Linked DNA regions of Homo sapiens: region 1 is linked to region 2. A link is a loop called in an ENCODE intact Hi-C map of the cell type or tissue named here. Cell type or tissue: Calu3. All regions are shown on one strand. Each heading gives the region's core, and the rest is flanking DNA. Links, peaks and the distances in the headings are about the cores only.

Region 1 (16,319 bases), core at 9,159-11,658, 280 kb before region 2:
TCCATCTGTGAAGATGTAGCTTGAGAGGCACCCTAATCAAAGTCTACAAATTCATAAAGGCAGAAGAGAAGGTGGAAATGAAAGTGTGCATCAAATCCCACAACCAAAGAATGAGGATAGAATGTTTTACAGCAGATGAGAAAAAAAGGCTCACTTTAAACTGAACGTTATCACCCTTAACTGCTAATCAAAACAAACCAAAGGTGTTGCAGCAATGCCCCTGTCATCTGACCCTACCAGGAGAAGAGTTTCTTCATGCTATACAATGTCCATGCGACAGGATGGGCTTCTTTCAAAGATAACTATAAAAAAATCAAGCATGTAAAAGAGAGATTTTTCTGAAATGAATTGACCAATGCTCTGCCTTCTTAAGCATCATTCCAATTTTTTCAGATGACTCAGATGAGTTTGCTATGAGCATGAGAATGACTGTGGTCAGTTACAGCAATACCCTCAAATCCAATAAGGTGGAGAACTATTTGCGCTTACACCAAATAGCTCCAAATATCCCACTTTGAAATAGCCTTGTCACCTTCTCCCTCCACTATCTAGCAATCAGTGGATCCTTCTTGCTGCTTACAATGAATTTGCTCCTATGAAATTTGGATCTACTATCCCTTCTAATTCATTGCTTCTAATTTCTAGGTGGAAAAACCTGGTAACCATTTTCTCATTTAAATTGTACTTAATATGGGACTAAGAACACTCTGAATGAAGAACTGAGGTCCTTTTCTATGAGTAAGCTGACTGAGAGTTCATGAATTTAATGACATCTATTTTTGCACGTGCTGCCTAGGAGATGGGGAGTATTTGTTTCTTGGCTCCAAGCTATAGTCTAGATAACTGAGGTTGCTGAGTAAGTGACTTCTGGATGAATGAGATCCTAGATGATCTCACCACGAAGCACAGTTAAGGGAAACCCAGGCATTTAAAACTTTGCTGTCCCACAAATATCCAGGTACAATAAAAATAAAAGACCTTGAGCCAGGAGTGTGTTGAAGCTGGCTACGTCAGCTTACAAGACTCCATTTTTCAATGGTAGGTACGTTACAAACAGATTGATAGCAAGTTAGTAGCTTGAAATCAGGCATGATGTGAGTTTTCCACTACAGAAATCAACAAATGCTACAATTTAGGGGGGAGGGGAGTTCCTTTTCTTTTTTTCAGAGAGTCTGTTGTTAAACATTTACCAAGTGCACCACCACCTTGCACTGTACCTGGAACACAGTAGCTACTCTGGATGCGTGAATGGGTGTGTGTGTGTGTGTGTGTGTGTGTGCATGTGTCTGTTGTGTTTACTTTCTGTCATTTGAATTACACTTAAACTCTTTTCTCTGATCCCAACCTCCCACACTAATTCCTGCCACCATAATTCAATCCCTTCCCCACTTCCCTACCCATGATAAAGCAGCCCAGCATTTGATTTCACCTTACTAATGGAAGGACACCATCTAGTGACAGAAATAGTAAAATAATCTCTGTAATGTAGTCTTCACTACAGCAGGGTTAGACAAATTACTGCCATGAGGCCAAATCTGGCCCTCTGCCTGATTTTGTAAATAAAGTTTTATTGGAACACAGCCATGCCCATTCACCAACAAATCCATGGCTGTTTTCACACTACAACAGCAGAGTTGAGTAGTTGTGACAGAGATGGTATGACCTGCAAAGTCCAGCCCTTCCCTGAGAAAGTTTTCTGACCCCAACCTTCAGAACAGTTATATAAGCTGCTTTCCTTACACTTATCCACCTGTATTCATAGACCTCAAGGCCCTCGGATTTATTGGCTCCATGACATTTGATGCCCTACTGTTATATAGGTAGGCCATCTCCAAGACCCCTGTTATAAATAGTTCTGAAGTGAAGGGATGTCATGTTCACTGTAAAATTGTTGAAGTGTTCCTAAGGTAAAGCGCTCACTCCATCACCAGAAGAAAAATGCTCACAGAATATCTCTGTCATTCACTGCCTGTGTTGTTTGGGGCAAAGTAATGAACACTTCTGAACCTCAGCTCCTTCATCTGGTAGTTGGAACTAACAGTATTATTTGCCTTCCTGGGTTGTTGTGGGGAACAAATGAGATAATTTATTAGCTAGCCTTTCACAAGCTACAAAAACAAGTTCAGTAATGTTGGGTGTTATTACCTATATCACCAAGGGATGTGGTATATGACTTTCCTCATTAATTACCCAGGGCTCTGTGGAGAACACAAGTTCTTATTTTAAATGTGTTTCAGAAAGGCATCTCCAAACCACACATCTAGTCCTACATCCCACAGATGCCCTTAGAATGTGAATGCTTCCTAGTCCCCACCCCAGACCTAGTTGTGGCTTAGAAACAAAGGATATGTCTGGGGGATGGGGGATAAAAGTGTTAAGCGTCAAACGTGGGACATCCCCAGAATAGGATGTCTTTGGCCCCACAGTATCTTAGGGTCTGAGCCAGAGAAGAGAGATTGTTTAAAAGAAGCAGAGAGGAGGGCTGCCTAGCCTGCCAGGGGAGGAAACTCTGTCAAATGCCCCCAGGAGAAGAGCTGAGTAGCAAAGCTCACACCCATGAAGGTAGGAACATAACCCTGAGGGATATGGCTCCTCTGGCCTCCAGCAAGCCCCAGGGTCAGCTGTCCCCAGTGCCATCTCTGAGAAGGGTGTCCCCAGATGGCAGGGTTCTACTCTCCTTTATGCCAACTGTCTTTGGCATCTCCACCTTCCTTTGTCCTTGCTCCTCTCAGCCCGTGTGCGCACATGCACACACGCGTGCACACACACATTGTAAGTGCCCCCAATGATGATCCTTCAGCACTCCCCATTCTCATGCCCACAGACTTGACTTCCCACTGAAAACACCTGCAACTCTGCCTGCTTGGCCCTCTGGACAGGCTGGAGGTATCAGAGTTCATGCCCCCCACCAGAGCCTAAGGGCAGCTGGTGTATAAACACCCCTGCTCTCTTGCCTCTCAGTGAGAATAACTCAGGTGTGGCACACACTCTCCGAGAGATTCCCTGAAGGACTGAGCCCCATTTCCCACAGCAGCAACATGCTGAATGAGCTACCTGTATTGGCTTGCTTTATTCCTCCTTTTCCCCACATATGCACTGGTGCTTCCCGGAATCACTACCCAAATAAACTACTAGCACCCACTTTCTTGTTCCAATGTCTACTTCTAGAGTGTCCAATCTAAGACATCCTGTTATGACTACCTACTTTATCCCAGGCTCTCTACCAAGAAACTCATAATAGAAAAGGAGAAGACAAACACTTTATGGTGGCGTAGAAGGCCCAGCATGGTCTGGCTCCTGTCTCCCCTTGTGATCTCACCTCCAATCACTCCCTGCTCCCTCACTGTTCTTTAGTCACGTGAGCACATTTGCAGTTCCTCCATCATCCCAATCTTATTTGGCCTCAGGACTTTTTCTCTGCCTGAAACAATCTTATCCCATCCCTTTACCCAGGTGACTTTTCAGCCTTCAGATCTTACCTTAAATGTTACATCTTCAGAGAAGTCTTTTCTAACCACCTTACCTAAGTAGGACTCTCCCTTCATCCTCATTATCCTATCTAAATATTTTATTCATTTACTGATTTAAGAGCATTCATAAAAATTAGTAATTGTTGGCTCCATTGTTTGGTTACTTCTTTAGTAACTATCTTCCTTTCTAGAATGGGAAGGGGCAATATCTGCTTTATTTACTTTTGTATTACTAGTGCTAAGCATAGTGCCTGGAATGTAATAGGCATATAATATATATTTATTAGATCATTGGATGGATGAAGCTCAGAGCTAATACTTTTCATCTTCCAATATCCTTATTTGTGTACTCACCTTGCCCTCACCAAACGCTCACAAATGTGATTACAATCTCCTTGGGGGTATGACCATATTTTTTGTGTCCCCAAAGAACTTTAAATAGATCAATTAATCAAATCCTATTTCTTGAGGCCAGGTGGGGTGGCTCACACCTGTAATCCCAGCACTTTTGGAGGCCTAGGCAGGAGGATCACTTGAGGCCAGGAATTTGAGACCAGCCTGGGCAACATAACGAAACCCCATCTCTACAAAAATACAAAAATTAGCTGGCCACGGTGGTGCATGCCTGTAGTCCCAGCTACTCGGGAGGTGGAGATTACAGTGAGTCGCGATCACACCACTGCACTCCAGCTTGGGCGACAGAGGGAGACTGTCTCAAAAAAAATCCTATTTGTTGACAGGACAAATGGAAGGAGAAAGATAAATAATTCAGAACTCCCTAGTCCTGTAACTTCCTTTTGCACCATTCTATGACTGTGGAAGAGGAAGTGTCTTCTGCAACTCAGTTTCATTATCCATACAATAAGCACAGGAATCCCAATTCAGTCTCACACAGCAGATTTTGTGTGTGTGTAAGGACCTTATAAACTGCAAAGCACCTTCGAAAATCTTACTGAATTCCCTTGTGAGTTTCTGCGAATTGCCACACCAATCCCTTGCTGTTAACGTGGCAAGTAGCAACACTCTTTTAAGCCCTGAGAGTTTGCTTACAGTTACTAACAGTTCCCCATGTAATACATGTTCCCAAGTGCACTTGAGGAAGGAAGCCAGAAGAGAAGCTGCCTAAACCAAATGAGGCCTGCCACACGTGGGTTCTTTAATTGCTTACAGCTGGATTCACTAAACCCATCTCGTGGTGGGTTGTTTCAGGACACTGGACAGCTCCAGACCCACAGCAGAGCCTAGAATGAGCCTGGGGAAGGCATACTTGTCCTGGGTAGGATGCGATCTTGGGAGAGCCCTACTTGATGAGATCTGTAAGTATAAGTTCTGCAGAGTGAGGGAAAGGACAACAGAGTTGCTAGCTGACCTCGCTTTCGCATGCAATGAATCCAGGAAAGGCCAATGTGTGAGTGAAGTGGAAAGGATGGAAAATTATATAGGCACATGAACCTTAAATTTTGTTCAATTTCTCACTCATCTGAGAGATTAATTCTAGGACACAAAAGCATATAGATTTGTGTCAAGGAAGATCTCAATGACCTCTTGAAGTTGGAATTCATAGAATTTTCGTTCAGAATCAGCATCAGGAGAGAAAGCATGGCGTTTGGTGCCCAATAATTCTGGGTTTGAATCTTTCCTCCACACAACTAGCCACGTGATCTGGCAAATTTTCCACCTCTCTGAACTCAGATCCCCCGTCTACATAGCGGAGGTAATAATGCCTGCTTTATTAAATCATTGTCCTCAATTCTTCTCCCTTTCCTGTACCTACTCCCTCACCATGGCCTCATCAAGAGTAAAGTTCCCTGCCCTTTTTATTGGCCATGTGACTTGTTTGGCCAATGATATATGAACAGAAGTGCCATCAACACAGGATGAAAATATCCTGGCTGACAGAACAGAAGAAGAGAGACCAGACCATACCAGCCATCTCACAGACTTGCAGTGAGAAGCAAAGCTATTCCAATTAAAAATTAGGCTTCAACAAGTCAAGCTCCAGCCAATCCAGAAACATGTGAGTCATAAAAAACCATTGTTTTAAAACACTGAGTTGTGAGGTTGTCTGCTACATGGCAATAGCTAATGGATTCCATAGCCAATAATATCTACCTCTCAAGTTGGTCACACAAATTATGTTGGATCATGTGTATAAGCTTTGAGTACAGAGTCAGATGAGAAGCCCAGTAATGGAGTCTCTTTCTTCCTCTCTCCTGAATGTGAAGTTTTTATGGGGGCTGCTGCTGGTTTCTACATTATCCTGATTTCCCAACTTCTGCTTCAGAGATACCACCAATGACTTGGAAAAAAAAAAAAAGAATGTTTTTCTTCCCTATTTCATTTGCCTGCTGCCAATTAAATCAAATTTATGGAATTAACTCTGTTTGGTAATTATCCTAGGGAATTTATTTTAGACTGTTTAAGACGCTACTTCACCTTTCTCCCCTGCCCCACCCTCCAAGTCTGCTGGCTGTAGGGCAGAATTATGGCTGCAAAGCCTCAACTGCAAGGGAAAGAAACTAATGCATTATTTATGTCTTTGTATTTGTATTTATCAAGACAGGTAAGGGATTTCAGGCTATTCAAAACTCTTATTAGAGAGGAGGAAAGTGTCAAGAATTTGGTTTCTAAGGCTGCTATATCTTCACTATGACCAAGTTCAAAATGAAGTTAATTATATCACTAAGCCCTGAGTGGCTCCTTCAACACCACAAGGCTCATTTGTTTATTCTTTATTTATTCATTCCTTCATTTTTCTGCTGCATTAGATAGTGGCAACGCACAGGAGGTCTGAAAGTAGATTGTCTGGGTTCAAAGATGATCTCTGCCAATTGCCAGATGTGTGATCTTGGGTAAGTTACTAAGCCCCTGTGAGACTCAGTCTCCTTGTTTATAAAATAAGTGTAATAATTGGTGACCTCATACAGTTATGCAGTCGAAGTGAGACAGGTCATGTAAAGATGTAAAGTATTCAAAGCTTAATGAAGGGTTACTCCATATTTTCTGTGGGCTTTCAGTAGACTCTGCTCTGCACTGGGGATCCAGGAATAAATAAGACATCATCCATGCATAAGGATGGCACAGTCCTGTGACAGGCATAGAAAAGTGAGTCAGACTAAGGACAGAGTGCTGCTGGTGCAAAAAGAATCCAGCCAACTCATCTTGGGAGGTGAGAAGTCAAGGAAGCCTTCCTGAAGGAAGTGACATAAAAACTGAGTTTTGCAAGATGATCTGTTTCATTAGTCTCTTATATTTATCCTGACCCCTTCTCAAGGATGATTCCACAAGTCCCCAGAACCCCATACAGTCATACACATCCAGAGGAAATCAGTCTCAGAAGAGCCTAGAAAGAAAGACAATGAACTAACATTTATTCAGCCCCTAGGATTAATCACATATTTTCACATAACTTTTCTTATTTAATCCTCACAAGCCTGCAAAGTAGCTTTATTGATTTCATTCTACATATGAGGAAATTGAGCCTCAAAGAGGTTGACTTATCAGAGTCACAGAACCAGTAGGGCTGATAGAGGGTTCACACTTAGATTTCCCAGCTACAGATCTGGTTCTGTCTTTGTGTTCTCCCTGAAATATTCTGAAAATAAAATAGAACCAGTTATGGGGTTGCTAAAGAAGGAAGACCCAAATTTGTCAGTACATTCCCTCTTACTTATATTTCTGCAATGCCAGTAATATAATTGTTAAATGAATCAAAATCTAAAGTGAGAATCAGAATTAAAACTGTAACATTCCCAAAGGTTATAGGAACTTCCTTTTATCAACGTTTCCTGATTCCTTCACCCCTTCAAAAAAGATCCATCAAGAGTCCCATAGAGAAAGCATCTTAGTTTAGGGCCGATATTGGTTGGGTTGTAATTTTCTCTGTAACTCTAAGAGGATGAAATATAAACTCTCCATTTCTTCTGCCTTTAAATTAAAAACAGAAAACATAACATACACTGGTAAAAAATATAGCAAGGATATAAATGTATTTAATTTTCAAATTATGACAAATTCAGTTAGAGGAAAGGAAAGGACAGAAAATTATGCAGGTCAAAGAAAGGGAAGAGGCTGAGAGAGAGGAGAGAAGTAATAGAAAAACAGGCTGAATCTGGTTGGTAAAGAAGAGACCCAAAGAGAAGGGAAGAGAGACAAATGCAAAAGAAAAGGTGGGAGAGTTACACAAGGCAGGTGTGTTAGGGTTTGCCAGAGAAACAGAACCAATATCAACATACATACATATACATACATACCTACGCACACACACACACATATATATACACACACACACATACATATATGAGAGACAGAAGTACGTACAAGGAGACTTATTACGAGAATTTACTCACCTGATTATGGGGGCCAAAAGCTCCCATGATTTGCCATTTACAAACTGGAGACCCAGGAAAGCTGGGGGTGAAATTCAGTCTGAGCCCAAAGGCCTAAGAACCAGGAGGACTGGCTGTCCAAGGGCAGGAGATGATGGATGTCCCAGTTCAAGCAGAGAGAGCAAATTATCCCCTTCTCTGCCTTTTTGTTCTATTCAGGCCCTCAACAGATTTGAGGATGCCCACCCATATTGGTGAGGGTGGATCATCTTTACTGAGTCCACTGCTTCAAATGCTAATCTCTTTAGAAACACCCTCACAGACACACCCAGGCACAACGCTTTACCAGCAATCTGGGCATCTCTTAGCCCAATCAAGTTGACATAAAATTAACCATCACAAGAAGAATGCTGTTAAGAAAGAAGGAGAGGAAAACAATAGGCTTGGGGAGAGAGGCTTGGAAACTTATGAAATAAATTCAAATACGAATTTACACCTGGCCATGGCTTTTGAGATGCTTTCACCTCTTTCCTCCTTTCCTTTAACAAATCGATTGCCAGGTAGTCATCAGTCTCAGTTTTTCTACCCATGTGTTCCTTAAAGAACTTTTACACAGCAGGACATCCTACAAGAAGGAAAATTATTTTCAGGACCAATGTAAACATACTCTGAGAACTGGATGAAACAAAATATAGTGCTACAGTTTCCCCTTTTTACTAATTTGGGGTGTTATTAGAAAATTATTGTGCCTCATATTTGAGTACCTCCCTGGAAGACCAAGTCAATGAGCCATTGAGGCCTTTTTAGGCTCAATGATACTGATATTGAAAACAACTTGAACAAAATCATTTCTTAGGTGAAGAAGAGACTGAAGTGAAACAAAAGAGAAATCAATTGATTTTTCTGCAATCCAACAGTCTTAGATCGTCAGAAACACTGGTTAATAGAGCTGCACTCTCCTCTGAGCTTCTCTTTAGGTACTTTTTTCCTGGAGCTCATGCTCTTACAGTCCTCTGTGAAATGTAAGCAGAAGAAACTGCGGGAGACTAGGGAAGATAAATAAATTTGGTCTGACACTTCAAACTGTGTCCTGCGTGGCCACTAGGGCTCAACTGACCAGACCAGTTCCTGATCTACCAGATTCAAAGGGCCAAGTCAAGAAAACTGGAGAGAAATCCCCTTGTTCTTTTGTGTCCCTCTGACTCATCCCCCAAGCCCTGAAGCAGCCAGTCAAGGACAGCCTGGCTCCCTGAAAAGATGGTCATGAGTAGCAGAGGCCTGGAATCCTCCTTACTGCCCAGAGACCCTTCCTGACCCTGGGTGAGGAGAAATAAGATGAAGGTGTACACAGGACCACGACCATCTAGGCTGTCATCAAAGCTGAAGCAATCCTTCGGTCCTGTCCCTTCAATTTGCTACTTAAAAAAAAAAAAAAACTGAACAAGCAATATATTAATGCAATAGCATAAAAATTAACATTACGGCCAGGTGTGGTGGCTTACGCCTGTAATCCCAGCACTCTGGGAGGCTGAGGCAGGCAGATCACCTAAGGTCAGGAGTTCGAGACCAGCCTGGCCGATGTGGTGAAACCCTGTCTCTACTAAAAAAAAAAATACAAAAATTAGCTGAGTGTGGTGGTGCATGCCTGTAAACCCAGCTACTTTGGAGGCTGAGGCAGGAGAATCGTTTGAACCCGGGAGGTGGAGGCTGCAGTGAGCTGAGATTGCACCACTGCACTCCAGCCTGGGAGACACAGAGAGACTCCACCTCAAAAAAGAAAAAATTAAAGTTATACCCAGATATATAAAATAAAAAGTGAAAGTCAAAGTCCCCCCCCATTAACCACCACCACTTCCATCCCTTTCTTCTCCCCAGAAGTAACATTAATAGTCTGTTGTGTCTCTTTCACAGTTTTTTTAATGCATGTGCCTATATATTCCTATACATATGTAGAGTTCAGGGATAATTTTATTTAGATAAATAGACTCACGCTGGATATACAGTCCTGTCACTTGCTCTTGGTATTCAACAATATATCTCTCCATGTTTTCTCATATTTGCATGCCAGTACATAGAGTTGCCCTTCATTGTCTTTATTTGCTACAATAGTTTGGTGGATAATTATTGTTTCCAATATTTGACTATTATGAGCAGTGTTGCATTGAACACTCCTAGCACATGCATCTGTGCCCCCAGAGCTTGAGTGTTTCTACAGAATTAACAGATACCTAGAAGGGGAATTGGTAAGGCAATTTTCCATATAGGGAAACTGAGTCTCAGAGAGGGGAAGGGTTTCTGAAGGTTACATAAAACATTAGTAGCAGAACCAGAATGAGAAGTCAAGGGCCCCAAGTGCCAGGCCAGGCTGTCCTATGACAGCATCATCCTCTTTGGGACTATGTACCTGAACATGCCTAATCTACTCCAAAAAAACTGTGGGATTTAAGACCCTGTATTCAGTGGGCAGAAACAAAAAGTTCATGGACAAAGAAGACTGTGACATCAATTCTGTTGTGCCTCAATTCTGACATCATCATGAGGCAAAGAGTAGGGTGGCCAGAAGGCACCCAGTAGAGGGCAGCAGAAGGTGCATTGAGCTTAGGGTTTACATACTTCAACTCCAGTCCTGGCTCCCTGACCCTCCACCTGTGTAATTTCATATGTTTGAGCCTCTGTTTCATCCACTGTAAAATGGACTTAATTTCTACCTTACAGGCTGATTGTGAGGGCTGAAGAAGGCAATACACCTGACACTCATGATCATAATTAGCATTTCTTGAGTTCTTACTATGTGCCAGGGACCCTGCTAAGTACTTTTCCTTAATTATATCATTTGACACTCACAACAACCTTATGAGGTAGGTCTTACTTTTGTCCCCATTTTATAGATGAGGAAACTGAAACACAGAGAGGAATTCTTTGCCCAAAGTCACCTGGGAAGTCTCCTGGTAGAGGCCCAAGAGCTGAATCCACGCAGTCTGACTCCAGAGCTCAAACTCCTGGCCATTAGAAAGGCACTCAAAGCCTGTGGGCACCCTCACATAGGCAGGAAGCCCCTAAACAGTGCACAACTCTGCAGGTGCAAGGCCCCAGGGTAAGGGACCAAGCCAAACAAGCTCCAACAGGAATGTATTGAACCCTGGCAACTGCCAAGTCTCAGTGCTCAGTCTCTGAGGTCTGCTGCCAAGCCCCACCACTTTGGGCCTTTACCATTGCTATTCCAACCATAACTAACCAGTCCCATAGAGAGCTGCCAGTACCTGGGGCCAGCAGGGCCCTAATGGAAGAAAACTGACTGTAATTGCGTCCATCCATCAACCCAGCCCACAGAAGGGATTAGAGTCTGGTTTCCGATTTAAATAAGCTATTTATCTGCAAAAACTAGGGTCACATGGCACATCCTGCCTTGCTAGGAGTTTGAACCTTGCTAGGAGTTTGAACCTTGCTAGGAGTTTGAACAGGCACTGCAGAACAAGAAGCATGCAGGCTTTGGGGCCACAAAGGAAGGGAAGAGGAAAGGATAGGGTAGAGGAGCAAGAGAAGGAGCAGAGAGAGAGACACACAAAGACAATGAAAGACAGATACAGAGACATGGTGGGCTTGACAGAAGACAGAGGAAGGCGATGTGCCAGGAATGTTATTTCTCAATCAGAAGGGGATTCTCAAATTCTCAAGTAGGTACGTAGATAGGAAAAAAGGAAGAGATAGATAGACAGATAGATAGATAGATAGATAGATAGATAGATAGATAGATAGATAGATGCATATGTATTATTTGTATGCTTGTACATATATGCATGTTTGTATATTTTCATTTTGATGATACCCTAAAAAATAAATACAATCATATTCTAGATTTTTTAGCCTGCCACTCTTGAGCAGAGTACTGCCATCCAATTTGACTGCCCAACCTCTCCACCACCTGTGAAACACAAATAACAGCATTTCCTTTTCCAGGTTAGTGTGAAAGATAATGTTTATAAGGTACGGAGTATATGTTTACTAAATAGTAACTATTTTATTATTTTTATTGCTAAAATAAAGAGAGGTTATCCATGCAAGCTTGGGAAAGTGTGTTTGGAGGTGACTTCTGAGCTGGGCTTTAAGAGAAGAGAAGTTCAACAGGCCAACAAGGAAGACAGTGGGCTTTCCAGGTAGAAAAAAGGAGGTCCTTGAAACGGGAGCAGTCAGATGTGCTCAGGAATGGCTGGATGTTCAGAGGGAGAGGAGGCTGGTGGGAGATGAGGCCAAGGAGGTCAGCAGGAACCAGAACAAGGAGCTCAGGCTTTGTGTCATTGGCTATGGGAGCCAGAGCCCTTCCCAGGGACCCACACTCCCAGGCCCAGAAAGTTCTCCAAGGTCATTATGTTAGCAGGTAGGGGGATTCCCATGGCAGAACAAAAGAAAGACGTTAAGTGATGGTAATGCTTTTTGAAGTTTATATCACTATAGACAGGAGCTAAGTCGTACAATTTTTATTTTACTCAGAATATATGGAGGCATCCACCCTTCCTACTCCCATATCACCCCTGTCCCCCACACCCATGCACACCCATGGAAGTGTGATGAAATAGTCATCTGTGCTGTGTTTACTGTATTCAGAGAAAAAGAAAGAGATTTGGGCTGAGTATCAGGTACAAACAAAGGTGAGGAAGGCACTGCTGTATTTTACCAAGATCCACATTTTTCTCTTCTTCCTGAGGCTACTGCTAGATTACATTTGCCAGCCTCCCTTGTAATTCCATGTAGCCACATGGAGTGGACACTATCTGTGCTTTGCTCGGTCTCCCTAGATTCAATTTCTGTCTGCCTATCCTCCTGTTTTGGAGTGCTCTGATTCCAAGGGTTTGCAACTGTGCCTTTTTTTTTTTTTTTTTTTTTTTTTGAGACAATGTCTCGTGCTGTCACCCAGGCTGGAGTGCAATGGCACAATCTTGGCTCACTGCAACCTCTGCCTCTGGGTTCAAGCGATTCTCCTTTCTCAGCCTCCCAAGTAGCTGGGATTACAGGCACGCACCACCACACCTGGCTAATTTTTTGTTTTTTTTTAGTAGAGGCGGGGTTTCACCATGTTGACCAGGCTGGTCTTGAACTCCAGACCTCAAGTGATCCACCCGCCTCGACCTCCCAAAGTGCTGAGAATACGGGCGTGAGCTACCACGCCCGGCGGTACCTGTGACTTTGAAGCCTGCCCTTGGCTAATGGAGCCTTGTACTTTCAGAGAGCCAGACATGTCTGGGCATCTGTACCCCCCTGCCCTGGGGCAGCCCTTAACCAGAATATGAAAGCCCAGACCCCTTGCCTTGAGGTGGGACCTAATTCATCTCCCAGAACTCCCCACAGAATCAAGCCAGCTCTGGGACTTTGCCTGAAATTACACCATGCTTGCCCTCTTCCACTTCCCAGTTCTGCTGCTTTGCTGGCTTCTCCTGGGAGCAATTCCCATGTACTAATCCTCATCTCAAGGCCTGCTTCTGAAGAACCCCACCTAGAACACCACATGACTGAGTTCCAGCCAGTGGAATATGAGCCACCTTCTTATGTTGCCCATAGAAACCTGCCTGTGCTCCTCGTGCTCTTTTCCTTGAGGAATTGGCTTGAAATATTCATAATCAATTTTTGCTTCCTAGACTGTTCCTGGGAATGTAACACCGTGGGCGACTGGTCCATTTGGAACCCTGGGATATATTAGGATTATACTTCAAACTACTCTTAGAGGTGTCCAAGATTCTGTGGTGGAGTCCTGAACACTTCTCTTTTCTCCATTCCCATGATTTAAGGCATAGTTAAAATATGCTAGCCCCAACACATTTCCTGAACCTGTACTGTAAAACTTAACTATGGCCTTTCACCATCCTATTCTGTGCTCCATTAGCTATTTACTTGTGCCTCTAGCACTTAGTTTCATTACCTACTAATCAAGTGAACTGAAAATATGTTTGATTTTTCAACTTGATTGTAAAACCTTTGAGGATGGGTATTATCTATTTATCCTCATATCATCTGTCTTGTACTCAATAAATGTAAAGATTTCTGTCTTGTTCATCACTCTCTCTCCAGAATCTTCAACATTATCTGATTTATGGTAGATCCTTGGTAAATGTTAAGTGAATGAATGAAGTAATCAACATGATATCAGATTTGTGTTGATAATAATCACAGTCTCCAGGTAAAACAGGTCATAGCATGCATGCCTCATTGCTACTCAGATGTTCCCACTAACATTCATCTTTGCAATCAAATTTGCTCTGTGCTTACAGGTGAGACTCATCTTAGACCCAGTCAACCTGAGCTGAGAAAGACAAAGAATAGTAAGTTAAGCCAGCACTGAAACACACCTCATCAACTTCCTACTTTGCTATGAAAGCCCCAATTACAAATATCTCATACCCTTTATGCCAAATGCAACTCTAGCATCTGAATTTTGGCTCAGAAAATATACACTCCTTGACTTTTCCCCTTGACCTAAGGGGCAAAACGCTGGCCCTAGAGTCATACATACCCACTCATCTGGTTATCAGCCCATGGCTTTAGCCAAGTTATGCAATGTCTCTAAACTTCAGCTCCCTCATCATTAAAATGGGCATGACAACATCTACCTTACAGAAGGTTTGTGAAGATTAATATTGTCTATGCAAACTCCCAACGCAATGCAGGTAGTAGCTCAAAGAATGCTCATTTTCTTCCTGGCTGATCACACATACACAAATAGAGGTGGAAAGAAGAAACCTCGTTCTGATGTTTTCTGGATGATAAAAAGAGGAAAGAGCTACAGGTCTTTCATGACCTTCGAGATCATCTAAGGAAAGAAGAGGGCCATGCACAAACTCACTGGCCAAAACTGTCTCCTTGGAAGCCACTCTTTCATTCAGAGACACCATGTTGACAATGGCAAGAGGGAGGAGACTGATTCCTTTATGTTGTACACCTGATTGTCTTTTAAGACAAGGATGAAATGATAGTTTTGTCCATTTATCTTCACAGGACAACTTACAACTGTGATTCAGTTTGTAGAAGAAGAGAAACACACTATTTCTACTATTTTTATTTTTTAAGGGAATAGCGGAAGAAATTTACATGGCTAAAGAGGACCAACGATGAAATTACTTTTAAAAGAACAGAGAATGCTGGGAGCAGTGGCTCACACCTGTAATCCCAGCACTTTGGGAGGCCAAGGCGGACGGATCACGAGGTCAGGAGATCGAGATCATCCTGGCTAACACGGTGAAACCCCGTCTCTACTAAAAATAAAAAATATATATATATTAGCCGGGCATGGTGGCGGGCACCTGTAGTCCCAGCTACTTGAGAGGCTGACGCAGGAGAATGGCATGAACCCGGGAGGCAGAGCTTGCAGTGAACCAAGATTGTGCCACTGCACTCCAGCCTGGGCAAGACAGCGAGACTCCATCTCAAAAAAAAAAAAAAAAAGAACAGAGAAAGTACCAAACTAATGTTCGATAATTTTCTTCCAGTCAAGAGGTTCCTAATAATGCTGGACAACTTCCAGTTTGGAAATGACCAACTCCCCGGGTGTTGTCTAATCACATTGTCCAAATGCTACGACAACAACTTCTTGAGAAACATCCACAAACTCAGGTGATCTTACGCCTGAGTGAAGAATATAATTGTTACTCTAAAATGTATTTGGCGTATTGAAATTATATGGTACTGCAAAATAAAGCATTCTCAGAATGATATTTAAATTTTCATGGGTTTTTTACTCTCTTTCATAATATTTAAATAGTTTGACTATGAGACTAAACCACTTGAAAAGGCAAGTTTACTCATAGCATTTGTACCCTTTCATATAGACCCTCATTCAAAGGCCTAAATTCTCTTTTAGAAACTCCTCACTTATATTAGAAGCAAGAAGGGAACTACATCAACAATGTAGACAGTTTTAATTCAGAATTTCTCTTGCATTAAATTATTTGGATATTTCTCAGGGAAAATAATCCAGGGACCAGAATGACCTGGATAATTACTTTCATTATTTCAGTTACTCTGCTAAATCTGGCCTAAATTACTGGCCTTGGAGAGTTTTTGAAGGAAGCATTTCAGAAAATCAAAACACTCAGAATAATATTTCACATTTTTTCCACTGGATTCACAGGCCTACATGATAGAAAAGGTCAATCGCTATTTAGAGAACCAACAAGCCTTAGACCTAGAAAAGACCTCTTATTCAACATTTCTAAAGAGCCCTACAACTTACAAAAAAATAGTTGCAAGAACATTTTGTCTTTTGATCCTAACAACCACTGTGTGAAACACAGATCATAAATCTCCATGTTTACAGATGAGAAAACAGATTCAGAGAGGAAAACGATTTGTTCAAGGTCACACAGTAAGTAAGTGGCAAACTGTGGCTAGATACCAAATCTGCTAATTCCACATCAAAAGCCCTTTTCACTATACCATAGCTAAATCTAGATATCTCCAATGATTAGTTTGAGAACACATGGTCCCAAAGAGACTACCTCTGATGGTGAGTCAGCATGCTATCCTGGGTTTTATC
Region 2 (16,319 bases), core at 7,876-10,375:
TTTGGGCCTGCAGCACAGCCACCCACCCCTGCTTGATCACTCCTATCTGCCACGGCTCTGTGCTTCTCTAGGGTGGAGCTCCCAGAGGCAACTGACTGGCCCTCAGCCATCGACCTGGCACTGGGATCCCCACTCTTACTTCCCCACAGGCTGGGGAGAGAACAAAAAGCATGATTGCCTTTACTGGAGCCTCCAGCACACCAGCAGCTGCCCTACAGAAGCAGCCAGATTCTTTCCTCATGATCCCCCCACCTTCCCTGCCCTCTCCCAAATGGGGCTTGCTGCCTTCTGGCTTCTAGTGCACCCACGCTGCCCTGCATGAGCATTTCAGCTTTGGCCCAGAGGCCTACTTAAAACCCTACCCCCACAACCTATGAGCTTCCCTCAAGCTCCCACCACCTAAGCACCCTGTCTCACACCAACTGAGAGTTCAGCTAGTGACCTGGGGACTGGCCCAATCCTTCCCATCACAGCCAGTACCTGAGCCCCCAGCCCCATCAGGACTTATACACTCTGTCCACCCAGCCATCTGGGGGCCAGGGAGTTAGAGAACTACCTAATCCATTCCAGATCTGCTGGCACCTGACCTTTCCCCCAGAGCCTGAGGTTAGACTGGCCTAACCAGCCAATGCCACCACCACCAACAAACCCCTGCACAGGCCCAAAGACAGAGCTCCCCATCCTCTTCCACAAAGAAGTAGCACTATCACATTGGAGAAGAGGGGAGCCACAGAGCATTAGGTTGAGTGATGAAGTTCTGCCCCAAAACCACTCCCACAGACAATCACAAATTAGTCAATCCCCAAGGCTCTCAACCACACTGTGGTCCAGAGATAGGCTATGATGTGCATCTGATTTAGGAGTCATGAGCTCCGGAACAGGAGTGAGACAGAAGAGCAGTCCACATTCCTGCCTATCAAGGATGAGGGGCTGGTGCAGCCCCCCACCCCACCCCCATGCAGAGACCTCAGCTCATTTCACTAGGAGCTCCTCCCAGCCACCCTCATCAAGGAAGGTACCTACATTCAACACGGGGATATTATTGGGCAAGCCAGGGCTCCAGCTCTGCCTAGCTGTGTCACCCTACCCCATGGAAGAGGAAGCACATGGCAAGGAGCACTCTGTGGTCCAGCCCATCACCTAAAACAACAGAGAGCATCTCACAGTAATCAAAGATCAGGTACATACCCATCTGCTTGCACCATGCTAGCTCTCACCCATAAGTGCCATCTATTGGCCCACATGCTGAAATGCACAGTCCAGTATAAAACCTACTGGTGGAAGTGCATAGGACCATAGAAGCAAAGCCAAAAAAACCCTATCCAACATGCCCTACAGTCATACCCTCTAGCAAGGTGGGAGAAAGGGAAAGAAAAAAAAACAATAGTAATATAGGGAAAGAAAAAGGGGGAGAGCCTATCATCACGAAAATTATTACAAAAATTAGAAGTGCCAGCATCTCCAAATGAGAAGGAACCAGCATAAGAATTCTGGCACCGTGAAAAATCTGCATGTTGTGATACCACCGAAGGATCACACTAGCTCTCTAGCAATAGTCCACAACCAAAATTGAAACCCAGAAGTGTCAGATAAAAAATTCAAAGCATAGATTACAATAAAACTCAATGATTTTCAAGATGAGGTTTAAAATCAATGTAAAGAAACCTGTAAAACAATCCTGGAAATGAAGGAAGAGATAAACATCTTAAAAGAAATTAATCAGAGCTTCTGGAGTTGAAAAATTCAGTTAAGGAATATCAAAACACAACTGAAAACTCTGTCAATAGACTAGATCAAACAGAAGAAAGAATTTCAGAGCTTGAAGCCTGGTCCTTTGAGCTAACCCAGGAATTTTTTTAAATGAAAAAGAGAATACACAAAAAGAGTTTTTTAAAATGAACAAAGTCTTCAAGATGTATGGGGTTGTATAAAATGACTAAACCTATAAATTATTGGCATTCCTGAGGGAGAAGGAGAAAAAGGTAACAACCCAGAAAACATACTTGAAGGAGTAATTCATGAAAATGTCCCTAATCTTGTTAGAGATGTAGGTATTCAGGTACAAGAAATCCAGAGAACATTTGCAAGATACTATACAAAATGAGCATCACCAAGGCATATAGTCACCAGACTGTTCAATCTTAAGAAAAAAATCTTAAAGGCAGCTACGGAAAAAGTCAGATCACATACAAAGGGAACTCCATCAGGCTAACAGCAGACTTCTCAGCAGAAACCCTATAAGCCAGAAGACATTAGGGGCCTATTTTAAGCATTATTAAAGAAAAGAAACTCCAACCAAGAATTTCATACCCACCAAACTAAACTTCATAACTAAAAGGAAAAATAAAATCTTCCTCGGACAAGCAAGTGCTAAGGAAATTCATTACTACTAGACCAGCCTTACAAGAGATCCTTAAGTGGGTTCTAAACATGTAAAAGAAAGAACAAAACCTGCTACCACAGAAACACACTTAAGTACAGAGCCCACAGACTCTATAAAGCAACTACTCAATGGAAACTACAAAACAACACATTAACAACTTTACAATAGGATCGATTCCTCAGTATGAATACTAACCTTGAATGCAAATGGTCTAAATACCCCATATAAAAAGCACAGAGTGGCAAGGTGGATTTAAAAAAATGAGATCCATCCATCTGCTGTCTTCAAGAGATCCGTCTCACATGTAATGATACCCATAGGCTCAAAGGAAAGAGATGGATATATCAGATATCAGATAAAACAGACGTTAAGCCAGCAACAGCAAAAAAAAGGACAAAGAAGGGCATTACATACTGATAAAGAGTTCAGTTCAACATGAAGACTTAACTATCCTAAATACATATGCACCCAACAACCAGATTCATAAAATGAGTGCTTTTAGACCTACGAAAAGACTTAGGCAGTCACACATTAATAGTGGGGGACTTCAAAAATCCCACTGACAGCATTAGACAGATCACTGAGGCAAAAAACTAACAAGGAAATTCTGGACTTAAATTTGACCCTTGACCAATTGGACCTAATGGACATCTACAGAACACTCCACCCATCAACCACAGAATATACATCCTTCTCATTTGCACATGGGACATACTCTAAATCAACCATATACTTGGCCATAAAGCAAGTCTCAATAAATTCAAAAATATCAAAATCATACCAAGCATACTCTCAGACAACAGTGGAATAAAAATAGGTATCAATACCAAGAAGATCTTCCAAATTCACACAACTACACAAAAATTGAGCAACTTGCTCTTGAACAGCTTTTGGGTAAACAACAAAATTAAGGCAGAAATCAAAAAATTCTTTTTGAAATAAATAAAAATAGAGATATAACATACCAAAATCTCTTGGACACAGCAAAAGCAGTGTTAAGAGAAAAACTTATAATGCTAAATGCCTACATTAAGACATTAGAAAGCTCTCAAATCAACTAACATTACAACTAGAGAAATTAGAAAAACAAGAACAAATTAACCCCAAAGCCAGCAGAAGAAAAGAAATGACTGAAATCAGAGCAGAACTGAACAAAATTGAGATCCAGAAGTCCATACAAAAAAAATCAACAAAACCAAAAGTTGGTTCTTTGAAAGGACACACAAGATCAGAAGACCACTAGCTAGACTAACAAAGGAAAACAGAAAGATGACCCAAACACCCACAATCAGAAATAACAAGACTGGCATTACAATCTCACAGAAATACAAAAGATTCTCAAAGACTACTACGAACACCTATATGCACACAAACTAGAAAATCTAGAGGAAGTAGATAATTTCCTTGACACATGCAACTTCCCAAAATTGACTCAGGAAGAAACCGAAACATTGAACAGACCAATGCTAAGTTCCAAAATTGAATCAGTAATTTTTTTTTAAACCTACCCACTAAAAAACACCCTGGAGGCCAGGCGTCGTGGCTCACGTCTGTCATCTCAGCACTTTGGGAGGCTGAGGCAGGCGGATCACGAGGTCAGGAGATCGAGACCATCCTGTTTAACATGGTGAAACCCCGTCTCTACTAAAAATACAAAAAAAAAAAATTAGCCAGGCTTGGTGGCGGGCACCTGTAGTCCCAGCTACTCGTGAGGCTGAGGCAGGAGAATGGCGTGAACCTGGGAGGCGGAGCTTGCAGTTAGCGGAGATCGCACCACTGCACTCCAGCCTGGGGGACAGAGGGAGACACCCTCTCAAAAAAAAAAAAAAAAAAAAAAAAAAAAAAAAAAAACCTGGATTAGACAGATTCACTGCCAAATTCTACCAAATGTACAAAGAAGAGTTGGTACCAACTCTACCAAAACTCTTCTAAGAAACTGAGAAAGAGGGACTCTTCCCTCATTCATTCTGCTAAGCTAGTATTACCCAGATACCGAAATCTGGTAAAGACACAACAAAAAAAGAAAACTACAGGCCAATATCCCTGATGAACATAGAGACCAAATCCTCAACAAAATACAAGCAAATTGAATCCAACAGCACATCAAAAAGTTAATTCACCATGATCAAGTACGCTTTATTCCTGGGATGCAAGGTTGGTTCAACATACACAAATCTTTAAATGTGATTCAGCACATAAACAGAACCTAAACAAAACCATATGATTATCTCAATAGATGCAGAGAAACCTTTCAATAAAATTCAACATCTTTTCATGATAAAAGCTCTCAACAAACTAGGCATCAAAGGAACATATTTCAAAATAGTAAGAGCCATCTGTGAAACCCATAACCAACATCATTCTGAATGGGCAAAAGCTGGAAGCATTCTCCTTAAGAACTAGAACACCACAAGGATGTCAACTTTCACCACTCCTATTCAACACTGTATTAGAAGTTCTAGCCAGAGCAATCAAGCAGGAGAAAGAAATAAAAGGCACCCAAATAGGAAAAGAGGAAGTCAAATCATCTCTTTTTGGCCAGGCACAGTGGCTCACACCTGTAATCCCGCACTTTGGGAGGCCGAGGTGGACAGATCACGATGTCAGGAGTTCGAGACCAGCCTGGTCAACATGGTGAAACCCCATCTCTACTAAAAATACAAAAATTAGCCAGGCATGGTGTCGCGCACCTGTAATCCCAGCTACTTAGGAGGCTGAGACAGGAGAATCACTTGAACTGGGGAGGTGGAGATTGCAGTGAGCTGAGATCGCACCACTGCTCTGCAGCCTGGCTGACAGAGTGAGGCTCCATCTCAAAAAAAAATTAAAAAATTAAAAAATCTCTTCACTGACAATATAATTCTATACCTAGAAAACCCTAAATATTCTGCCAAAAGCCTCCTAAAACTGATAAACAACTTCAGTAAAGTTTCAGGGTACAAAAATCAAAAATCAATAGCATTTCTATATACCAGTAACACTCAAGCTGAGAGCCAAATCAAGAATTCCATGTACAATAGCCATAAAAAAAATATAAACACACACACACACCTAGGAAAACATCTAAGCAAGGAAGTGAAAGAGCGCTATAAGGAGAACTGCAAAACACTTCTGAAAGAAATCATAGATGGGCCAGGTGCAGTGGCTCATGCCTGTAGTCCTAGCAGTTTGGGAGACCAAGGCTGGTGGATTACTTGAGCCCAAGAATTCGAGACCAGCCTAGACAACCATGACAAGATTCCATCTCTACAAAAAAGTACAAAAATTAGATGGGCGTGATGGTATGCCCCTGTAGTTCCAGCTACTCAGGAGGCTGAGGTGGGAGGATCGCTTGAGCCTGGAAGGCAGAGGTTACAGTGAGCCAAGATTGTGCCACTGCACTCCAGCCTGAGTGACAGAGTGAGACCCTGTTTCAAAGGAAGGAAGGAAGGCAGGAAGGGGAAGGAAGGGGAAGGAGGAAGGAAGGGGAAGAGGAAGAAAGAAATCATACAAACAAATGGAAAAACATTCCATGTTCACGGATTGGAAGAATCACTATTATTAAAATACTGCCCAAAGCAATCTACAGATTCAACACTATTCCTAACAAACCACCAACATAATGTTTCACAGAAAGAAAAAAAACTACTCTTTAAAAAGCCCAATTAGCCAAAGCAATCCTACCCAAAAAGAACAAAGTCAGAGACATCACATTATGTGACTTCAAACTGTATTATAAGGCTACAGTAACCAAAACAGCATGGTACTTGTACAAAAACAGACACATAGACCCAAGGAACAGAACAGAGAACTCAGAAATAAAGCCACACACCTGCAACCATCTGATCTTCGATGAAGTCAACAAAAACAAGCAATGGAGAAAGGACTCTATATTCAATAAATGCTGCTGGGATAACTGGCTAATCATATGCAGAAGAATGAAACTGGACCCCTACTTTTTACCATATACAAAAATTAATTCAAGATGGATCAAAGATTTAAATATAAGACCTCAAGCTATAAAAATCCTATAAGAAAACCTGAGAAATACCATTCTGGACATCGCTCATGGCAAAGAATTTATAGCTAAGACCTCAAAAATCAATCTCAACAAAACAAAAACTGACAAGTGGGCCCTATGAAGCTAAACAGCATCTGCACAGCAAAAGAAACTACCAACAAGGTAAACAGACAACCTATAGAATGAGAGAAAATAGCCACAAACTATGCATCTGACAAAGATCTAATATTGAGACTCTGTAAGAAACCTAAATCAGCAAGCAAAAAACAACCCCATCAAAAAATAGGCAAAGGACATGAACAGACACTTTTGAAAAGAAGACATACAAATGGCCAACAAACATATGAAAAAAATGCTCCACATTACTAATCACCAGAGAGATGCAAATCAAAACCACTATAAGATACCATCTCATATCCGTCAGAATGGCTATTACTAAAAAGCCAAAAAATTACAGATGCTGGTGAGGCTATGGGAAAAATGGAATGTTTATACACAGTTGCTGGGAATGTAAATTAGTTCAGCCACTGTGGAAAGCAGTTCAGATGTTTCCCAAAGAACTCAGAACTATCGTTCAACCCAGCAATCCCAGTACCGGTATATATCCAAAGGAAAATAAATCATTCTACCAAAAAGACACATGCCCTCTCGTATTCATCACGACACTATTCACAATAGCAAAGACGTGGAATCAACCTAGGTGCCCATCCACGGTGGATTGGATAAAGAAAATGTGGCACAAATACACCATGGAATACTATACAGCCATAAAAAAAGAACAAAATCATGTCCCTTCAGCAACGTGGTTGCAGCTGGAGGCCATTATGCTAAGCGAACGAACATGGGAACAGAAAACCAAATACCGCATGTTCCCACTCATAAGTGGGAGCTAAACACTAGGTACACATGGACACAAAGATTGGAACAATAGACACTACGGATTCCAAAAGGGGGCAGGGAGGGAGGGGGCAGGGGCTGAAAAGCCTCTTGTCCGGTACTATGCTCACTACCTGGATGATGGGATCAATTGTACCCCAAACCTCAGCATCACACAATATACCCATGTAACACCTGCACATGTACCATTTGAATCTAAAATAAAAGTTGAACTTTTTAATAAAGAGATTTGCTGAATACATAAATGAGGTAAAGGGACCAGGGAGACTGTAAGGGGAAAAATACAATAATAAGAAAAAGGGGGATATTTTTTGGCAGCTACTGAGTGACCACCATTATATCCACACAACAGCCATGAGTAGGAAATGGCATCTTTCTAAAACCCAAACCTATCTGGTCATTCCTCTGCCTAAAATCCCTCAGCAACTTCTACTGCAATCAGAGTAAAATCTAAAAGCCTCAGAGAGGCTTTCAAGGCCTTCCGGGAACTGGCCCCTGACTGCCTTTTCAGTCTCACCTCTTGCCAGGCCCAGCCACACTCCCCACCACCCTACCCCAACCTGCCCTGTGCTCTGCACTCCAGATTGCAGCTGCAGACTTACTTCCATGTATCTTTCTGCCATTGCTTTTTTCACTCACTATATCATCGACATCTGGCTGTGCCCACATGTTTAGGTTTATACCTGATACTTTATATGCATGAACTCACTTAATCCTCTCAAGAAATCTGAGACAGGGATAATTATACCTATTTACAATAAAAGAAATGGAGGCTGAGAGGTTAAGTGACTTGTTCAAGGTCATTGCTCATGCTAAGACATGCTCCCCCCGTCCTCCCCAGGCATCCTGCTAGTCACCCCTAAGGTGACCAGAAAGCACAGGACAGGCAGGGGTTATATTAATAATTAGCCTCTCAGTCTAGTAGCTTGGACCTCAGAAACACTGGGTGGAGAGAGGCAAGGAGGCCAGGCCTGTCAGGAGTGTGGTGGGGAAGCTGACCTATGGTGACAAACCCACCCCAATTTGCCCAGGACTTTTCAGGTTTTAGCACTGAAAGTCTCACATCCTGGGAAACTCATCAGTACTTTTCTTAAAACTGAAAGTTCTGCATCCCATGACTATCTCTCCTCTCAGTACCAAGAAAACAGGTTTGGTTAGTCACCCAAACTCAGATCAGTTTCTTTGTCCAGCAGATAAGGTGTCCAGGACAGGCAGGGCTCCTAGGCATTCTCTCAGAGTCAGTATTAAAGCTACAGTTCAGATCATCAAACTGTACAAGACCCAGGCATAGACCCAATAGGAAAATGAGGCAGAGGGAAAAGGAGTCCCTCCACCATGGGCGAGGGCTGGCCAGAATCAGGCTGGATCAGGGTAGAGCAGAGGTCGGGGGAAAACTCAAGTCCAAATCTTTGGCTGCCTTATTTGCAGTTGCTTTCCTAGTTTCTAGCACAGTATCTGGCACACAGCAAGTACTGGATGCATAATGAATGAATGGAGGAATGAGTGAACAAATGCATGCCTAGCCCATTACAATTAAATCAGAGACTTCAAGCAGCTAGAACAGAACCCAGCTCAATGATACAACTGCTAACAGACAACTTGGATCCGTGGGAGAGGATTCAAAGGGCCAGGAGGGAAAATGCCACTGGAGACAGAGTTATGCCTGAGAGAACAGCCAATCAATCCAGCCTTGCTGCTGGAGGGCTCACTGTCTGCTGGTGGTTCTTGGGGAGGAGGCTGCCATTTCCAGCCATTTTTCCTTCTCTCAATTGGTGCCTTTGGAAAATACACCAAGAATGCAAGGCTTTCACTGAGGCCTTCTTCAAAAGCATTCATTGTGAGAAGTCTCCATCATTAGCCAAAATTCGAGCAGAGTTTCTATCGGGCAATCACTTCTAACTTATAAAGAGCTTTTTACTGTAATTATTCCAGCGGCTACAGGCGTGAGCAAAAAGGCCAGGCCTGGGGAGCAACAGCAGCACCATCTTGTGGCTCTTTGGAGAACACCACCGGGCTGTGTCTGCCCTTCACTGGGTGTGTAAACCCAGTTTCTGAGAATTGACACCTTTGGATATCTTAACAAGGATATCTGCTTTGCTATTTAACAACCTGATCCACTGCCCAACCTTTATAAAGATCAAAAAAACATAAAATCAATCACCAAATTCAGCACGGATTCAATGGCATGTAACCTTTGTGTTTTCAGAAGTTTCCCAGAGAAAATGTACATTTGCTGAGCTAACTAACATGCAATACACAGGTGCAGATTAAGGAAAAACTATGCTTTTCACAGGCCTTCCACTACACAAGCATGCCTTTCTTGCCCATCAAAGGAAACACTGATTTTTTGAACTAAATGATTTGTTCGTTTATTTAACAAATATTTATTGAGTGCCTGTTATGTGCAAGGCCCTATACAAGGCACTGGGTGTACCACAATGAGGAAAACAAATATGGTCGCTGTCTGCTATAGTGCATATAGTCTAGTAGGGGAGGCAACATAACTCAAATAATTACTGAGATACTAGTGCCCTGGAAAAAGTGCTAGGAAGGACACAGGGGTGGTGTGTGTGATGTAGAACAAGGAGTCGAATAGAGCTTCTTTTATGATGGGTAAGCTAAAAACTAAAAGTCTCAATTCTCTTCCAGGAAACTCAGAACGAAAGCCTTCAAGCATTGCATTGACAAGCCTGCTGGGAGTTGATTGCTGGGAACAATTTGAACTGACCCCCAGTGTTAAGTGTGGTTATCTGGTTCCCTTTCACTACCCCCCACACACAATACGCACATATATATCCATACATGCACACGTGCACACACACACATTCACACACATACACATGCACAACTGATTTACCATCTCTTTGTGCTGAAGAGGAATTAAATTATGTGCAGATGAGAACCGCAGTTGTATGGAGTCATGCTTAGTTGGGGAAGAGCTGAAAGGTTCTTTAAAAGCCTTATCTTTGAGGTTCTGACAAGCTGGGTCTGTAGAACAGCAACTGAGGCTCCCCCAGGGCAGTAAGTCTCTGGCTGGAGTCCCCTAAGGAAGGGAAGATGAGGTCACAGGTCCACATGGTTGGGAGACTTCATAGGTGTAGAAATTCAGACTTGAAAGGGACCTTAAAGTTCACCCCCTCCTGATGTTTGAAAGAGGATGGTGGAATGCACGTGAGTCTTAGAATCAAACAGACATAGATCCTAAGCCTGGCTACAGCATGATTTGCCAATTCAACTTCTCTGAGCCATTTCATCATCTGTGAAATGAAATTAAGGATCTCTATGCTGCAAGCAGGCTCAAATTCTATTATGGTCCCAAGACTGGGCTTCTTCCTGAAAGCTCTGCTCTCTCTGCCCTGCATGACAGGGGATCCTTTCACCAAAAATTATTTGTTCTTTCTGAAAAATGGTAACTCGACATTCAAGATTTTTAGTTTATATTAATTTTATAAAGAACATATTTTAATATGCTATTTTCCATACTGACATAAATATAAATCACTGAATAATTAAATTGGTGGATAGGGACAGCTCATCCTTACAGAAGAACACTAACTAATAAATACAAGGAATAATGGAAATAGAAAATCACCATCAGGCAAACACCACCATGTAATTGTTACAAACAAGATACTTATTAAATACAAATGGAGAAATAGGAACTTAATGGTGAAGAAACCTGGCAGACAGCACCTTTACCAAGAGATCAACATTAATATCACAGGTAATAAGATATATCAACATCAGTGATGCGATGCCCTGAGAAGAGCAATACGTCCCTTCTGTGATATTCTTGCCACAATGCATAATCTCAATCTAACCATGAAAAAACACCTGACAAATCCAAATTGAGGGCCATGCTACAAAGTAACTGACCAGTACTCTTCAAAAGTGTCAGGTAATGAAAGTCACAAATAAAAATCTGACAACCTCTTACAGATTAGAGAAGACCAGGAAGACATAGCTAATGCAATGGAGAGCGCTGATCCTGCACCAGAAAAAAAGAACATTACTGGAAAAACTGGATACATTCAAACAATGTCTGTAGATAATGTTGTATCAATGTTAATTTTATCAAGTTATTTAGATGTGAAAAGAACCTATGGAAATAATTTAAACTACAGACAAGAGTGTAAAGTACACATGCCCCTCCCAAAGTCCCACCTCCTACAAGTAACCATGGCTAATGGTTTGGTTTTTTTTTTTATATTTATAGTAACAATAAAAATACATACATATATGTATATGTCTTATATGCATATACATAAATGGAATCCTACTATGTCTCTATATAGTTCTATAACATGCTATATTCACTCAACAATCTTTCCATATATATCTGCCTTATTCTTTTCCATGGCTATCAGATATTTCACTAGAATGACATATAATTTTTATTTAATCAATCCCAGATTTATCTCCAATTGTTCCCTATAATAAATGATACTTCTGGTTTTTTTTAAAAAAGTTATATATGTATATATGTTGCATATATGTGCGAATGTAGATATTTCTATAGGATAGAGTCTTAAAGGAAGAGTGGTAGAGTCAAAATAAAGAAAAATTTAAATTTTGAACAGTGAATGAAAGTGTCCATTTCCCCATATCCTGAGAAATAGTATTATCAGCATTTTTTAATTTTTTCAGTAGAGTGGGCAAAGCATGAGTTCTTGATTCTTTCACCTATCCGAATGTCTCTCCAAGGCCTCTGCCCCTACTACAAAAGAACAGTGGGAACTTTAAGTGAATTTCAGTCTATTTGATAGCCAAGTTACTTAAGCTCTCTGGTAGCAGCCGGTCTCCAGGATAGCCCCCAAAGATCCTTGTCTACCAATCTGCACACCCTTCTGGAGTCCCATCCCACCCTGCATCATGGTTGGTCTGCACGACCAATAGAATATGACAGAAGTGATGATGTGTAGTTTCTGAGGCTAGTTCATAAAAAGGCATGTGTCTTCGCCTTCTCCCTTGGATCACTAGCCCTTGTAAAAGCCAACCGCCATGCTAAACTGACACTCAGGCCTCCTGTGGAGGCCTCACCAGTACTGCATGATGCAGAACTGAGGCCTCCTTCCAACAGCCATGTGAGTGTGTCATCTTGAAAGCAGAGTATCCAGCCCCAGTCAAGCCTTCAGATGACTGCAGCCCAAACCAACATCTTGAGTGCAACCTCGAGATACCTAAAATTAGCACCACCCAGCTAGGCCACTCCCAGATTCCTGACACTCAGAAACTACATGCTTATTATTTCAAGCGACTAAGTTTTGAAGTAATTTGTTATACAGCAATAGATAACAAATACACTCTCTGAGCCACACTTTCCACTGTAAGGTAGAAATAATAATTAGAATGTCCACTTCACAGAGAGACAGTAGACGAAGCCCCTGCCACCTGCATGGCCCATGGGCATTAGTCTTTCCCCCTCTCTCCTTGAGAGCCTTGTGACACACTAGCAGGCCTGTCTACACAGAGAGGAGTGTTTTCAGTTGTAATGTCTTTGACCTTTTCATTGAAAATACGTGTCAAATCCACTTCTAATTCATTTACAGACACATTATTCTGGGAATGAAGCAGGGAGTGAACTTTGTTGCAATGTGTTCCCTGCCCTTTTATGTGATGAAATTATCAAGACCAGACCATTGCTCTAGTCTTCCAAGAGTTGCCAAACTCTAGGTGATCGGGGGTGGCCGCTTGGGACCCTGACCAGGGACGAGCCACTGTGGAGGGCCAAGGACAGAGAATCTGGCCAGTACAGGAAGCTACAATTTTGTTTCCAAGCAGTGTGGACACACATATCCAAAAAAATAAATTACTTGGCCCTTCTCCACTAATAGATGTTCCCCATGGATGGACTGAGCCCAGTGGTGGCGACAGTGAGCAGAGGGAAGCCAGGAGCCATGAAATCCAAAAGGGTAATGGAACCCCAGCATTCAGCCCAGTGAATCTTGAGGCCAGTCCCTGAGCTGGGAACATAGGACCAACTGACTACTCCTGTTCCATGCAGCAGCCCACACGCTGCGAGGCCAGGCCAGCTTGGGGCTTTTTCTCTGGAGCATCCATGGAAGCCCAGGCACAGCTCCTGCTTGGGGAGCACAGGTCAAATTCCACCCAGACTGTAACCGGCACTGTTCTCCATGCTTCCATCTAGTGGTCACAGTCAGCAATTGCAGGCTTCCCACAGGACAGCCACCTTCAATGGGATAGGGATGTCTCTCCCTCCGTCTGTGTTAGCAACTATTTTTCCCCTCCCAAATGAGTGGCCAGGCTCTTTCCTTTAGCCCTCCATTCCCAAGAGCTTGAGCAAATTTCCAGGGAAGGAGTCTTAGTTCAGGATGATATAACAAAGTACCATAGGCCAGGTGTGGTGGTTCACGCCTGTAATCCCAGCACTTTAGGAGGCCAAAGCAGGCAGATCACCTCAGGTCAGGAGTTCAAGACCATCCTGGCCAACATGGTGAAAACCCGTCTCTACTAAAAATACAAAAATTAGTCGGGTGTGGTGGCACACACCTGTAGTCCCAGCTACACGGGAAGCTGAGGCAGGAGAATCGCTTGAACCTGGAAGGTGGAGGCTGAAATGAGCCAAGATCATGCCACTGCACTCCAGCCTGGGCAACAGAGTGAGACTACATCTCAAAAAAGAAAAAAAAAAAGTACCAAGTACCATAGACTTCGTGATTTATAAACAAGAAAGATTTATTTCTCAGAGTTCTAGAAGCCAGAAGGTGTTTGAATTCTGACTGTATCACACTTATCTCAGTGACCGTGGGCCCCAGTTTTCCCCTCTATTAAATGGGTATGTAAACCTTGCTCCACTGGTTGTAGGAAGGAGTAAATGAAGCTGGGGATGTGGACACTGTGGACATCCCATAAATGTGGCCTGCCTTCCTCCAATCAGCATTTTTAAGCAATGCAAATTTGTCATCACCAGCAGAGGAAAGGAACTTTCTATTTCCTTCTTTAGAAGAAAAATAAATCATAATTGCTTATATATGTCACCCTTTCAGAGGCCCATTTAATTCAATCTGCCTTTAGCAAGCACTTACATGGCCTTAGGTCCCATGGAAGAGGCAGAGGTGAGGAAGGTGTGGCTCCTACCACCGAGGAGCTCACAGCCCATCAGGGAGACAGAAGAAACTTCCACAATCCAAACGGGTGGGGGTAACAATAATAGGTAACATATAGAGCATTTACTTTATTCCAGGATATAATCCTGAAAACAGTCCTTTGAGGTAGGTACTGATAAAAGAAAACCTTCAGCCAAATTAAATTTAAAGGAACTTCACTGAGCAACAAATGATTCGCAAATCAGGCAGCCCCCAGATTCACAGCAGATTCACAGAGACTCCAGTGCAGCCACATGGTGGAAGAAGATTTATAGACAAAAAAAAGGGAAATGACGTACAGAAATCGGCAGTGAGGCACAGAAACAGCTGGATGGGTTCCAGGTTGGCGTTTGCCTCATTTGAACACAGTTTGAAAACTTAGCCCTCTGAGTGGTTGAAGCACGGCCCTGGGATTGGCCAAGACTCAGTTATTGTTACAGGCACATGCTCCTAAGTTAGGTTCTCAATCTTGTCTGACTAAGCTAGGCTACAGTTCATCCACAAGGACTCAAATAGAGAAGCACGGAGTCCTTCTCAGACCATATTTAGTTTGCTTCAACAGTACTATTATGATTCTCTCCACTTTACATATGGGAAAGCTAAAAAATCGATTTAAGAAATGTGCCAAATTCACACAGTTAAGAAATAGCAGGACTGGAGTTTGAACCCAGGTAGGGAAGAATTACAGTCCATGCACTTGGCCATTACACTATATAGTCACTTCAGCCTTGGTCAGCCGTATGTCTTTCCTTCAACACACAATGGCCTTCCGCACCTCTGAGCATCCATTCACACTGTTCCTTCTGCCTGAAAGTTTCCCACCCCTGTCATCTGTCAAAATGTTTCAATTTTTAAAACTCAACTCAAATATTTCCTCATGTGTGAATCTTTCCCAAATCCCCCATCTGAGCCCCATGACACCAGGCACACACCTGTCTTGGGGCACTGATGACACAGTCTTATAAGGTTAGGTCTTTGGACCCCTAAGAAGACTGGGCACACCTGAAGACAGGACCCATCTCTTACTCAACGCTGGGCCCAGTCCAGTGAATGTCTATTGCATGAACATGTGAGTTATTTCTGACTCAGGTTACCTGCACTAACCTGACAACCTCTCTAGTAGTCAATGGGACCTTGGCTTTGTAGTCCGTTTCACACACCAAGGGGAATCCTGCAGTGATTGGGTCCTAGAGCTTTTAATATAGCCTCACCCACCTTTAACTGCTATTCAAATCGAGTCAGTCACAGATTGGGATATGCTCTCACCTCATTTTTAATGGCAAGGTTCTAAAAATCTGATTGGGCTCTCTGAACACAGATAGGGCTTGTGACTGGTGGGCTGCACTTTGGGGTGATGGGTTGGAAAGTGATCCTCATACTAGGGGGTCCCAGATCAGGGCCACATTATGATGTTTCTGGGCCTCAGGCACTTTTAACTCTCTGTACTCCTTCCTTGAGAAAAATATTATTTTAAATTATATTTTATGACTGAGTTGGTATAAAGATGAAATACTCCAGGTCAATTTTATTATTACATATTCATTATTATTATACTCATTTTTTCTGAGTTTAAAATAATTAAAACATTTTGGGAAGCCCTGAGTGAATTGGGGCTCTAGGCACTGTGTTCAATGCATAAGTCTGCCTACCCCAGATGCCAGACATTTGGGACACTTCACTGAGACCAGTCAATTTTACAAGAACCCTCTATTTCTTTGCTTGATTTTTCTGAATTAGGGGGAAAGAATGTGTATATATGTGTATATATTTGTGTGTGTATGCCACACACATACACACACACACACAATGCCCATTTTCAGCCTTGCATCTCCATCTTACACTACTGTACCTGGTGTCTTCAGAACTTATGCACTTAAGCAGTGACTTCTTCAGGTGCCATCTGCCATGTCCTTTACTTCTTCCAGAACTTTCT

What was found. Hi-C counts contacts between places; a loop is a spot of excess contacts. Peaks named below come from ENCODE experiments on the same cell type or tissue, not always from the same donor. Only the 100,000 strongest peaks of a DNase experiment are listed, where the experiment ranks them.
Region 1: a loop joins it to region 2, with 8 times the contacts of the local background. A loop is called at or near these places in 4 of 110 quality-filtered maps.

What each region holds. Positions count from the first base shown.
Region 1 is chr20:42,013,212-42,029,530 of GRCh38, reverse strand. All of the region lies in intron 2 of LOC101927182 (a long non-coding RNA gene), which reads right to left. LOC105372622 (a long non-coding RNA gene) reads left to right here and starts at 5,404. Exons shown (of 5, transcript XR_001754614.2): 1 at 5,404-5,487; 2 at 6,239-6,322; 3 at 11,654-11,755; 4 at 14,059-14,109; 5 at 14,855-14,990. RefSeq lists a silencer at 4,595-4,795. In Calu3, for the core only: no CTCF peak of the experiment used is centred there; a DNase peak (open chromatin) is centred at 10,380.
Region 2 is chr20:41,731,725-41,748,043 of GRCh38, reverse strand. No RefSeq gene overlaps it. Among named protein-coding and RNA genes, the nearest start is that of CHD6, 120 kb to the right of the region's middle. In Calu3, for the core only: a CTCF peak has its summit at 9,250 (motif pointing left); a DNase peak (open chromatin) is centred at 9,263.